Regions from separate parts of the Homo sapiens genome. Here all the other regions are linked to region 3. A link is a contact called in ENCODE Hi-C data. All regions are on one chromosome and are shown on one strand. The core of a region is the stretch at or near the end of the contact, and the rest is flanking DNA. Distances in the headings are between cores, read along the strand shown. Region 1 has its middle 71 kb from the start of ZBTB20. Region 2 has its middle 92 kb from the start of ZBTB20. Region 3 has its middle 110 kb from the start of GAP43.

What was found. A loop is a pair of places that touch in the nucleus more often than their neighbours do. Pooled maps may share reads with other maps.
Region 1: a loop to region 3 is called in a map of PC-3, with 3 times the contacts of the local background. The contact joins two enhancer-like sites. A Hi-C loop is called at or near these places in 4 of 168 maps with a recorded cell type or tissue (PC-3, ascending aorta, endothelial cell of umbilical vein and 1 more) and 10 of 50 pooled maps.
Region 2: a loop to region 3 is called in a map of left cardiac atrium, with 3 times the contacts of the local background. The contact joins two enhancer-like sites. A Hi-C loop is called at or near these places in 4 of 168 maps with a recorded cell type or tissue (PC-9, cardiac septum, endothelial cell of umbilical vein and 1 more) and 2 of 50 pooled maps.

Annotation. Positions count from the first base shown.
Region 1 is chr3:115,216,370-115,219,444 of GRCh38, reverse strand. No RefSeq gene overlaps it. Among named protein-coding and RNA genes, the nearest start is that of ZBTB20, 71 kb to the right of the region's middle. RefSeq lists an enhancer at 63-1,962. Within about 2 kb of position 1,409, at least 3 of the 41 ENCODE cell types and tissues checked have a DNase peak (open chromatin) inside an H3K27ac peak, as active enhancers do.
Region 2 is chr3:115,238,019-115,241,171 of GRCh38, reverse strand. No RefSeq gene overlaps it. Among named protein-coding and RNA genes, the nearest start is that of ZBTB20, 92 kb to the right of the region's middle. RefSeq lists an enhancer at 685-1,884. Within about 2 kb of position 1,316, at least 12 of the 41 ENCODE cell types and tissues checked have a DNase peak (open chromatin) inside an H3K27ac peak, as active enhancers do; they include endothelial cell of umbilical vein, where a contact is called at or near this core.
Region 3 is chr3:115,510,860-115,514,207 of GRCh38, reverse strand. No RefSeq gene overlaps it. Among named protein-coding and RNA genes, the nearest start is that of GAP43, 110 kb to the left of the region's middle. Within about 2 kb of position 1,532, at least 9 of the 41 ENCODE cell types and tissues checked have a DNase peak (open chromatin) inside an H3K27ac peak, as active enhancers do; they include endothelial cell of umbilical vein, where a contact is called at or near this core.

The DNA.
Region 1 (3,075 bases), core at 160-2,659, 290 kb after region 3:
AAAATGTCACATCCTGGAGACCTTCTCAGTCCCTAGCAACCCAGGATAGTTGGTCATCTAATTTTCCTCTCCAGTTCATGAGGAAGTCCTAACTCATCATTTGATTGATACACACATATTTAGATTCATTTTTTGGTTTTAAAAGTAATAAGTTTCTACTTCATCATGCTTAATTTCAGCAGAAATGCAAATAATTCTGTCTTATCTCTCACATGGGCTTTAGACTTTATATATTGCACAATGTTGGTTAATGCAGGCAAATGAATGCTAAAACGTAGAAAGTTGACATTTCTTTACTTTGTGAACTTTTTGGCTATGCCCCACTGTGTGTTTTGAGCCTGTGTGTGGCATGGCAGCTGTGTTGTGGCCTCAGAGGACAGTGACATGATGTCATCAGAGGTCTCCTAGAGAGCTGCTCTCCCAGCATCATGTACCTGACAGAGAAAAACACTGCACAAGGTCTAAAACCAAGGGTCACAGTATCTGTAAATGCTACACAAATTATCACCTGCTATTTGCTATTCATATTAATGTAATTATTTCTGTGATTATTCCAAATTATTTAATTTTACAATTTCTGCTTTGAAAGAAAGCAATGACTTCATCTTTAGCTACTATTCTGAAATCAGTCATAGTGACTACAATCCCTTGTTTTCTTCACAAAAGAAAGAAAACAGATGACCTTTGCTCTGACCTTTGACTTGATATTTACAAAAGCTAATTATAGGGTGGGTCAACTTCCTTTATCATTCAGAGACATTTGGTAAAGCTCTACTCTTCAATTTTTTTTTAAGTCGCTTAGAGGGCAATTTAGGGCTGTATACAGTATGATTAAATCTAGAAAGAAATAGTTAATTTGGAATTTTGGCCATCAACATTGATTTTCTCAAAACCAATCAAGTATAACATGGAAGCTGTATAAGTCAGCAATTAAAATCAGTGTTTCACTAACAAAATGAAATCAGTTATCTGCTGGTCTGGTGGTTAGAGGTCATAGACATAGAGATACACAGTCTGAGACCTTCAGCATTAAACCTCTCTCAGTTTTCACCACCACTGCCTCTACTACTGCGTCAGCAAGAAAAGGACTGCAGCAACTGTGTAGTACTTAAACTGTAAAGGTTACTTGGCTAATAAAGAGATGAATGCCGCCAAGACAGAGCACAGTCATACATCCCTGTAGTGCATGTAACTTATTTACCTTTCATATAATTGTTATGCTTATAAACAGAAGCTTAAAAAGGATAAACAGTCAGAAGAGAAAAAAAGCATTAGGTAGTCAAAACAATGATGCAACCACTCAGCATTGCGCTTTCTCCCCAAGCTTCCCTTGGCAATCTTTTTCTCAGGCTAAGAGTAAAGGTCTGATTCCTTTTGTTCATTTCAGCCACCGCCCTTTAGCAATCTGAGTCTGAGCAAGACTGCCACGCCCAATCAAGGGACAAAGGCAGAAATAAGGGAAACTGGGCACAGAGACAGCTTGACTTCATTTATACCTGTGCAATATGTTGGGCTCTGTGACATGAAGGTGCAAATCAGTTGCTATCTCTATAAACAAACAATTAAAACAAGAGGCTTAAAATTTATATCTATGTTCTGAAACGCTATCTGGTAAAAGTATTCTTTTCCTAGAAAGAAAGAGATGTGGCCAAAGTGGTCTCTGATTTTCAGAAGAAGGGTGAATGCTGCCCCCTTTTGACTGAGCACAATATATACCGTGTATCCATAAACCTGAAACATAAAGCAATGCACAGTGAGAATAAAGATCCTATGTCTGTAATGAGAAATCTGATTAAATATTGGAAGCTAGAAAGTATAAAGGGGCTCAAAGTTTATCTAGTACAAGTCTCGAGGGGCCTTTTCTAGCTTCTTGGAAGATTGGTCATCCTTCATCCAGGCTTCTATATCATTTTAGTTGTGTCTCTTTTGTAGATTCTCAATTCTGTCTGGAGTGATCATATGAGTTTACTGCACTGTTTCTCCCACCAGTGATAGACTCCTTGAAAGACCGAGCTACATCTTTTTATTTTGCCTGTGTAACTCTCACAGTGCCTACAAACACTTGTGCATAGTGGGTTCTCATAAATAAATGTTTATTAAATACAAATACCTAGATGAGGTCATCATAGTCTGTAGTTGTGAGTAGTTCTCTCTTTAAAAAGCTAATGAGTCTATCTGGGATTTAAAGTTGACATTCACACAAATGGTGCCATACTTTAACCCAAGAACTGCAAACTTTTATGCACACATCCCTGGCTTATTTATAAATTATATGCATCTATTACTGAACTGTTATAGAAGTTAAAACATAAAAATTAAACAAGAGGAAAAAAACTTTGTCACACTATGTAAAGACATAACATTGAGTGAAATAAACTAGGCACAAAAGAGAACATACTGTATGATTCCATTGACATAACACTCAAAAACAAGCAAAACTAATGCATAGGCATACCTCAGAAATATTGTGGGTTTAATTCCAGACCACCATAATAAATAAAATATTGCAATAAGATGAATATCACAATAAAGCAATCACATGAATTTTTTTGTTTCCCAGTGCATATAAAAGTCATGTTTACACTGCCGGGCATGGTGGCTCACTCCCGTATTACCAGAATTTTGGGAGGCCAAGGTGAGCAGATTGCTTGAGCCCAGGAATTCAAGACCAGACTGAGCAATATAACAAAACCCTGTCTCTACAAAAAATACAAAAATTAGCCGGGCATGGTGGTGTGCACTTGTGGTCCTGGCTACGCTGGAGGCTAAGGTGGGAGGATGGCATGAGCCTAGGAGGCAAAGGTTGCTGTGAGCAAAGATCATGCCACCACACTCCAGGCTGGGTAGCAGAGTGAGACCCCATCTCAAAAAAAAAAAAAAAAAACAGTTTAGTTTACACTATACTACAGCCCATTAAGTGTGTAATGGAATTACATCTAAAAACCTTAACTAAAAAATGCTAGTAATCATCTGAGTTGTAATCCTTTTGCTGGTGGGGGATCTTGTCCTGATGCTAATGGCTGCTGACTGATCAGGGTGGTGGTTGTTGAGGGTTGGGGTGGCTGTGGTAATTTC
Region 2 (3,153 bases), core at 67-2,566, 270 kb after region 3:
TCACTCCTCTCTTTTCATGTTCTTCCCTCCTATTGCCTCCAACACCATCTGTATTGTACAAGTAGTATCCTATAGATTGAGCTGAAACACACCTTTCTGTTTCTGTGCTGTTCAAGCTATACCAATAAAAACCAATACACATAGATTCCAATATGCTTCACAATCTATCATACATATGCCATTTTACTAAACACACAGAGTAAATGGAAGTATAAGTGGTACTTTTTAGCACTGAGTACAGGGTAACAACAATTTTTGTCCTTTTGTTCCTTGTGTTATGGCTGACACAAGACATAGATAAATTAGTACTTCTCAGAGTGATAAGACACGTTAGGGTCATTTTGGAGAGAATACAACCATGTCAGTTCACTGTACCTCTTTCATTGCTATTAAACACTAAGCCTTTGGAAGCAGAAGGGTTTAGTTTTGTTTTGTTTACTGTTTTGATGTACACTCCTTTCTGATTTAATTGCCCTAGCCTAATCATTCTAATAAGATGTTCCAATGGATAAGAGACTTGTGAAACCAGTAACTTCACTAACACCACAATTGTTATTGTATCCAGTCTTATTACCATTTTCCCTTAAAGTCAACTGATACATAATCAACTCCATAAAATACATGAGAATCTATATATTAACGCTCATTCTTACAAACGTACAGTCTTTTTGTATTATTCACCCAAGGAGCAATTATTGAGCATTTATCATGCACCCCTTCTCTCGTACCAAGCAATATACTCTGCTAGAATACAGAAATGCTGTATATATTTGGTAATACCAAAGCAGTCTCATCAGACCTCTCTCAGGATCTTTTGTTCAGCTCCTTTTCAATTCAGTTGCATCTGAACAGTTCACTAGATGATACCTGAAGAGAAAATAAAAACATAAAATTTATTTGTTTGAATTGTTCTCATAGTTGGGTTTATGTAACATAAAAAGTAATGATCCTAAATAATGTGTATTTTAATACACTATGATGTTGAAAGGCTCGATTCTATGCTGAGACACATAGGACTAGAATATAAAGTGTTTCCGGTAGAAAAATGAAGAGAGAGACAGAACATTGTTTTGCTGCTTTTAAATAAGCCACGCAAATAGCTCAGTCTAAAGGCTGTGTGTGTGTCAGTGTGAGATAATCCTGCCCTCTCCCTTCCTCTCTCCCACTTCTCCAGGGAAATGAGTCACACCTGCTCACTGCCCTTGATATGATGTTTGATATTCTGAATTCCCATCAGCCCTGCACAGCTAGGATGATGTCAGCACAGTTGACATTGTTAGATCCGTGCTCTGCGTACATCAACTCCCTGTCGCTCAGGCGTCAGCTGAATGTGGTGAAGGGGAGGAGGCATCATCATCTTAGCAACCAAGCCCACGTATCCAGGATCCAGAAATGGCATCTGGCACTTTGCTTTGGGGATTTCCAGCACTTCCCAGAATTTCAGCCAGATTAGAACACTTGCTCTGAATTAAAAAGAAATTACTCATCCTCTTCCCATCAGGATGTGTGTGCTTTTACAAAATTTTATATCAAAATGTTTGTCACCAAAGTATGTTTTACTGAAGTCCTCATCCCATTTTTCCTCAATTCCTCTGGGATATCCTTTATTGACTTTTAGAAATAATCTTGCTTCTATTTAAAAACAGAAAAGGTTAAATGAGACCCTTTTGTCATCCTTCCACCTCAAGTCAAAAATATATATAATGTGAACAATCAAGTTGTATGGAAAGTAGATAATTATGCTGATAATAATAATCTTCTAAGATGACTCCAGATAAAGTATGGCAGTATTTCTAGGTCTTGTTTTCAAATTATACCCATTTAACAAAAAATACAATAACACAATGAACTCAGACAGTTGCAATTCACATAGACATTTAATCATCTATTGATTATCTGGGAAAAAGGAAAGAGGGAGAACTTAGGGAAAAAACCTAAAAGGGTATTTGAAAGTGTTAGAGTAGAAGAACTATGGTAGTACCATGCCACCATGCCACAGCTGTCAGAAACCCCAACAATGGAGACTTAATGTCTACTTTTCCAGAGCAGTTTCTCCAAGTTATTGTGGGTATCTTGGCTGCTTCATATAAATGGTCCCAGTTGCTTTACAGCTATCTTATTGCTCCACTTACTTATTCCCAGAAACATTTCTGAGTACAATTCCTGTCTCCATAACACACGGAGTGAGGTGGGAGATTTAGGTATGTGCTGTGGTCAGAATATGTCCTCCAAAATTCTTGTGTTGGAAGTTTAATTTCCAATGCAACAGTGTTGGGAAGTTGGCCTTTTGGGAGGTGTTTAGGTGGTGAGGGCTTCTCCATCATGAATAGATTAAAGCCCTTATAAAAGAGACTTCAGAAGGTGTTCAGCTAACTTGCTTTCTTGCCCTTTTGCTTTCTGCCATGGGAGGACACAGCAAGAAGACCCTCACCAGACACTAAATTTTGGTGCCTTGATCTTGAACTTATCAGGCTCCAGACCTGTGAGAAAATAATTTTCTGTTCTACATAAATTACACAGTCTCAGGTATTCTGTTATAACAGCACAAAACAGACTAACACAGTAAGTAACCAGACAATGACAGTACTGGGTAATAAGTACTTCCATAAGAAATAAACCTAGGGTGCTGAGAGCAGGGAGAACCAGAGCCCAACTCAGCCTGGAGTTCAGACATGAGAAGTTCTCAGGGATGGCTTCCTTGAGGGAGTCTTCATAATTCTTCTCTCAATTATAATGCAAATGCTTTTTATAAATCCTGACACTTTGTCCATCAAACACTACTAAAAATTTTAATAAGCAGCTCTACTCAGTCTAGGCAGTTTATTTCTTTCCTGACATGCCTAAGGTACCCTGAACATCCACATCCCATAAAATGAGAAACAGATATTTCATTTGGCTTCTCGTAACAGTGAAAATGAGAAGAGTTCAGAGAGCTCTCTCTTTCAATCTCAAGATCGGAATGGGTGAGGGCTGGTGGCTATATACAACACTTTGTGGTCCCCCTTCCCCCAGTGAGTTACTTTCCATGCTGTACTGTAACTGCTTATTTGTTTGTCCTTCACCTTCAAGAAACCAAGCTTTTTGAAAGTATAATTCTTTATCTTATTTACCCCACAGTATTTCCCAGCTACCCCCAGTCAGACCTAGATCCTA
Region 3 (3,348 bases), core at 283-2,782:
ACTCAGCCTAAACCCAAATACATTTTAAAGCGTTCTTTCTCACAATTCTACCTTCTGGGTTTATTTTTAAATGAAACCATTAAAGCTTGAACCTCTAATATCAAAATAAAATGGGTTAGGCAAGTGGTAAAAATGGAATAGAAGCCAAGCCAGAGTTTCCTATAAGTTGCAGCAATAGCAATACGTCATCAGAGAGGGAAAAAATAGGAAAATTAGCTTGCTCTGTCACTTGACAATTTTACAGAACTGGAATTTTATATGGAATAGGCATTTGGGTTAAACTTTTTCTATTCTACCCCTGCAGAACTTTTCCCTGCGCTTCTCTCCTCTGCATCTATTATAAAAGTCTAGACCTCAGAGGCAACTAATATAAACTGCTTTCCCCTCCTCCTTGTATCTAATTAATTTCACCTTCCTTGGAGTTCCCATGGTATATATTACCTGCTGCCAGGCACCATGAGTCATTTGTGAACATATCCGCCTCCCCAGCCAGAATGTATGCACCTTGAAGGCAAAGAACATCTCACTCATTTTGCATACACTTGGCTCGAAGTAGTCCTCTGAAAGTGTTTATTAAATTGAATTGCTTTCACTTTGTAAGATTAGCAGGCACTTTGATTAATGGCTTTTTCTTTTTTTCAAAGACTTCCTTTTTTGGTGCAAACTCCACGTGACCCGCAGTTATCTAGGGCAGTAAGTAATGTTCAAGTGATTATAGCAGAAAGCTAAGATTCCACCAGCGCTCTGGGAGTTGCAGGGGAGATCAGCAGAATCACATGCTTAATATTTTAAAGAAGTGGCATGGTCCTTTCATGGAGGTTTCTGCCATCGATCCCTTCCAAGGATTCAGTCACTCAGCCACATTTAACATTCACTAGGTCAGACCTTTATTCAAGCTGACGTCATCTGAACCCTCGTGCAATTCAATCATAGCATACATTCTGCCCAACCTCCTCCTACTCCTCCCCCAGCCTCTTGCTAGGGTGTCAGCCAATAAACAGCAGTTAATCCAGACCCCAGAACTTTTCGAATCCGTCTTTCCAGAGCTTCTATTTAGTTATGCTGCAGGGGAAAGGGTCGAGAGTGAAAGATAGAGGCGTGGCCCCTCCCATAGCAGCAATGAATCTTTAAGACTTGAGTCTCTGGGCAAAGAGAGAACTCTCCCTTTCTTCTTGGAAATGAAATCGAGCAGCACTATCAGCCAGGGGCCAGCCACATGAAAAGGGATTCCTAGTTGCCTGTCCCTTACTCCCGGATGTCAGAAAGAAGTCGGATATTTCTCACGCAAGAAATAAACACCCCTCTGCCCGCTGCTGCTTCCTCTGATTTCTCCGCGAGCATGAGATGACTGAGTAACGCAGCTGGATTTTTCTAGTCCCCAGAGTTCAACACCCGCCCGCTCACCTCTACCATCCTCTCTTCTGTTCCCTTCCTCTTTTACTTCCCCTTCCCCCACTTTCCCTCATTTAAATACAAACGCTTAGGTTTCCCTGCGCTCCGGAGCCGCCATTGACATCAAGCAGGGTCTCCATAGAAACCAGGAGGCGCGCAGCGGGCTTCTGCAGCCCCAGCCCAGGATTCCCAGGCAGAGGTGTGGCTCGGTCCAGAGGAGCTGCGGGGAGACCTTCTCCTTATTAATATGAACCTGGGGAGGAGGAGAGAGCGTTTAGGCAGAGAGGGCACGCGACGAGGTAGAAACAGAAGGGGCTAAGGGAACAGATTATCTATTAAAAATGTTTGGTTTTAGCCTAGGAACATTCAGAGGAGAAGTAGTCCAAGACACCCCAGGGTCAGGGTCTTCCTCCTCTCAATTTTTCATGTACTCAACAGATCTCAGCTTAATGTGGAGATTATTTGGGGGAGCCAGTTTCCAGTGTTTAGTTGCAACGAAGCAGCTGCCACGCCCTGGACTGCATGCAGCAAAACATTCTTCCTGAAAGCACTTAAAACGGGCAAGAGAACCACACCTTTGCACTCGTCTTTTTTTCCTAGCCATTTTACATGTTACCTCATTTTATCCTCACGAAGGTGGCGTTATGAACCCCATTTCATAGACAAGGATGCGCATGAGACGGTGGTTTATAGTTATTCTGTCCATAGCCTTACACCTAATGTCTTGAAGAAAACTCTGCACCTCCAGAGTAAGAGAGTCTTTATTTTCCCTTCTCATCCTCATTCTTCTTTGGCGGTCACTCCTCTGACCTTCTCCCATCTTTCTCCTCTCAAGCATGGTCATAAAAAAATTCTTCTGAAAGTACATCATAAGGCCCCATTCCAGAAGAGGGGTCTTGCCCTATTCCTGGAAGCAAAGAAGAATTTGAATAAACAGGACTTGCTGAATTCCCCCCATTTTATTACCACTAGAACATAGGTTTTTGTTCTCCAATCACACTTCTGTATGGCTGTCCATAAAAATACCCAGTTTTCCCTGGGGTCTTTGGGTCTTCATTTATGATGCCTGCCATGCCACATAAAACTTTGGTTAAATAAATTTGTTATGCTTTTCTCTTGTTAATCTGTCTTCGTTATAGGAGTGTCAGCTGTGACCCTTTGATGGGTAGAGAAAAGATATTACTTGCTGTCCCTTACAGTTTTTTTGCTTCACATATTAAAGATTCTTGTACTAGTTTCCTGTTGGTGCTATAGTAAATTATCACAAAGTTTTTGGCTGAAAACAACACAAATTTATCTTTATCTCACAGTTCTGAAAGGATGTCAGAAGTCTCACTGGTCTAAAACCAAGGTGTCTGCAGTGCTGTGTTCCTTTTGGATGCTCTAAGATAAGAATCAGTTTCTTGCCTTTTCTGGCTCTTGGGAGCTGCTGGCATTTCTTGGCTCACAGCACCCTTTCTTCTTCAAAACCAGCAATAGCATCCCTCCAGCCTCTGTTGTCACATTTCCTTCTCTGGTCCTGACCCTCCAGCCTCCTTCTTTAAAGGATCTTTGTGATTACACAGGGCACACCTGGATAATCCAAGGATAATCTCTCCATCTCAAAATCCTTAATTTAATCACAGTTGCAAAGTACTATTTGCCATCAAAGATACTATATTTACAGTTCCAGGGGATTAGGAAAGAAGGAATTATTCTTCCTACCACAAACCTCATGTCTTTTATCATCTTAAAAATAATGACACTTTAAAAATCTTTGTCTCTCCTAAATTGTAAATCAATTTGTCTCTTTCCTAATACAGTCAAGTGTTTTTTTTGTTGTTGTTGTTGTTTATAAACAAACAAAAAAAATCCATTCTCACTATGTCTATTTCCTTAACTACCATTTATTTCCTTACTGTTAATTAGCTCCCCACTATAATTTACTTCTCTCTCCATGGTATAAAAACTCTTCTG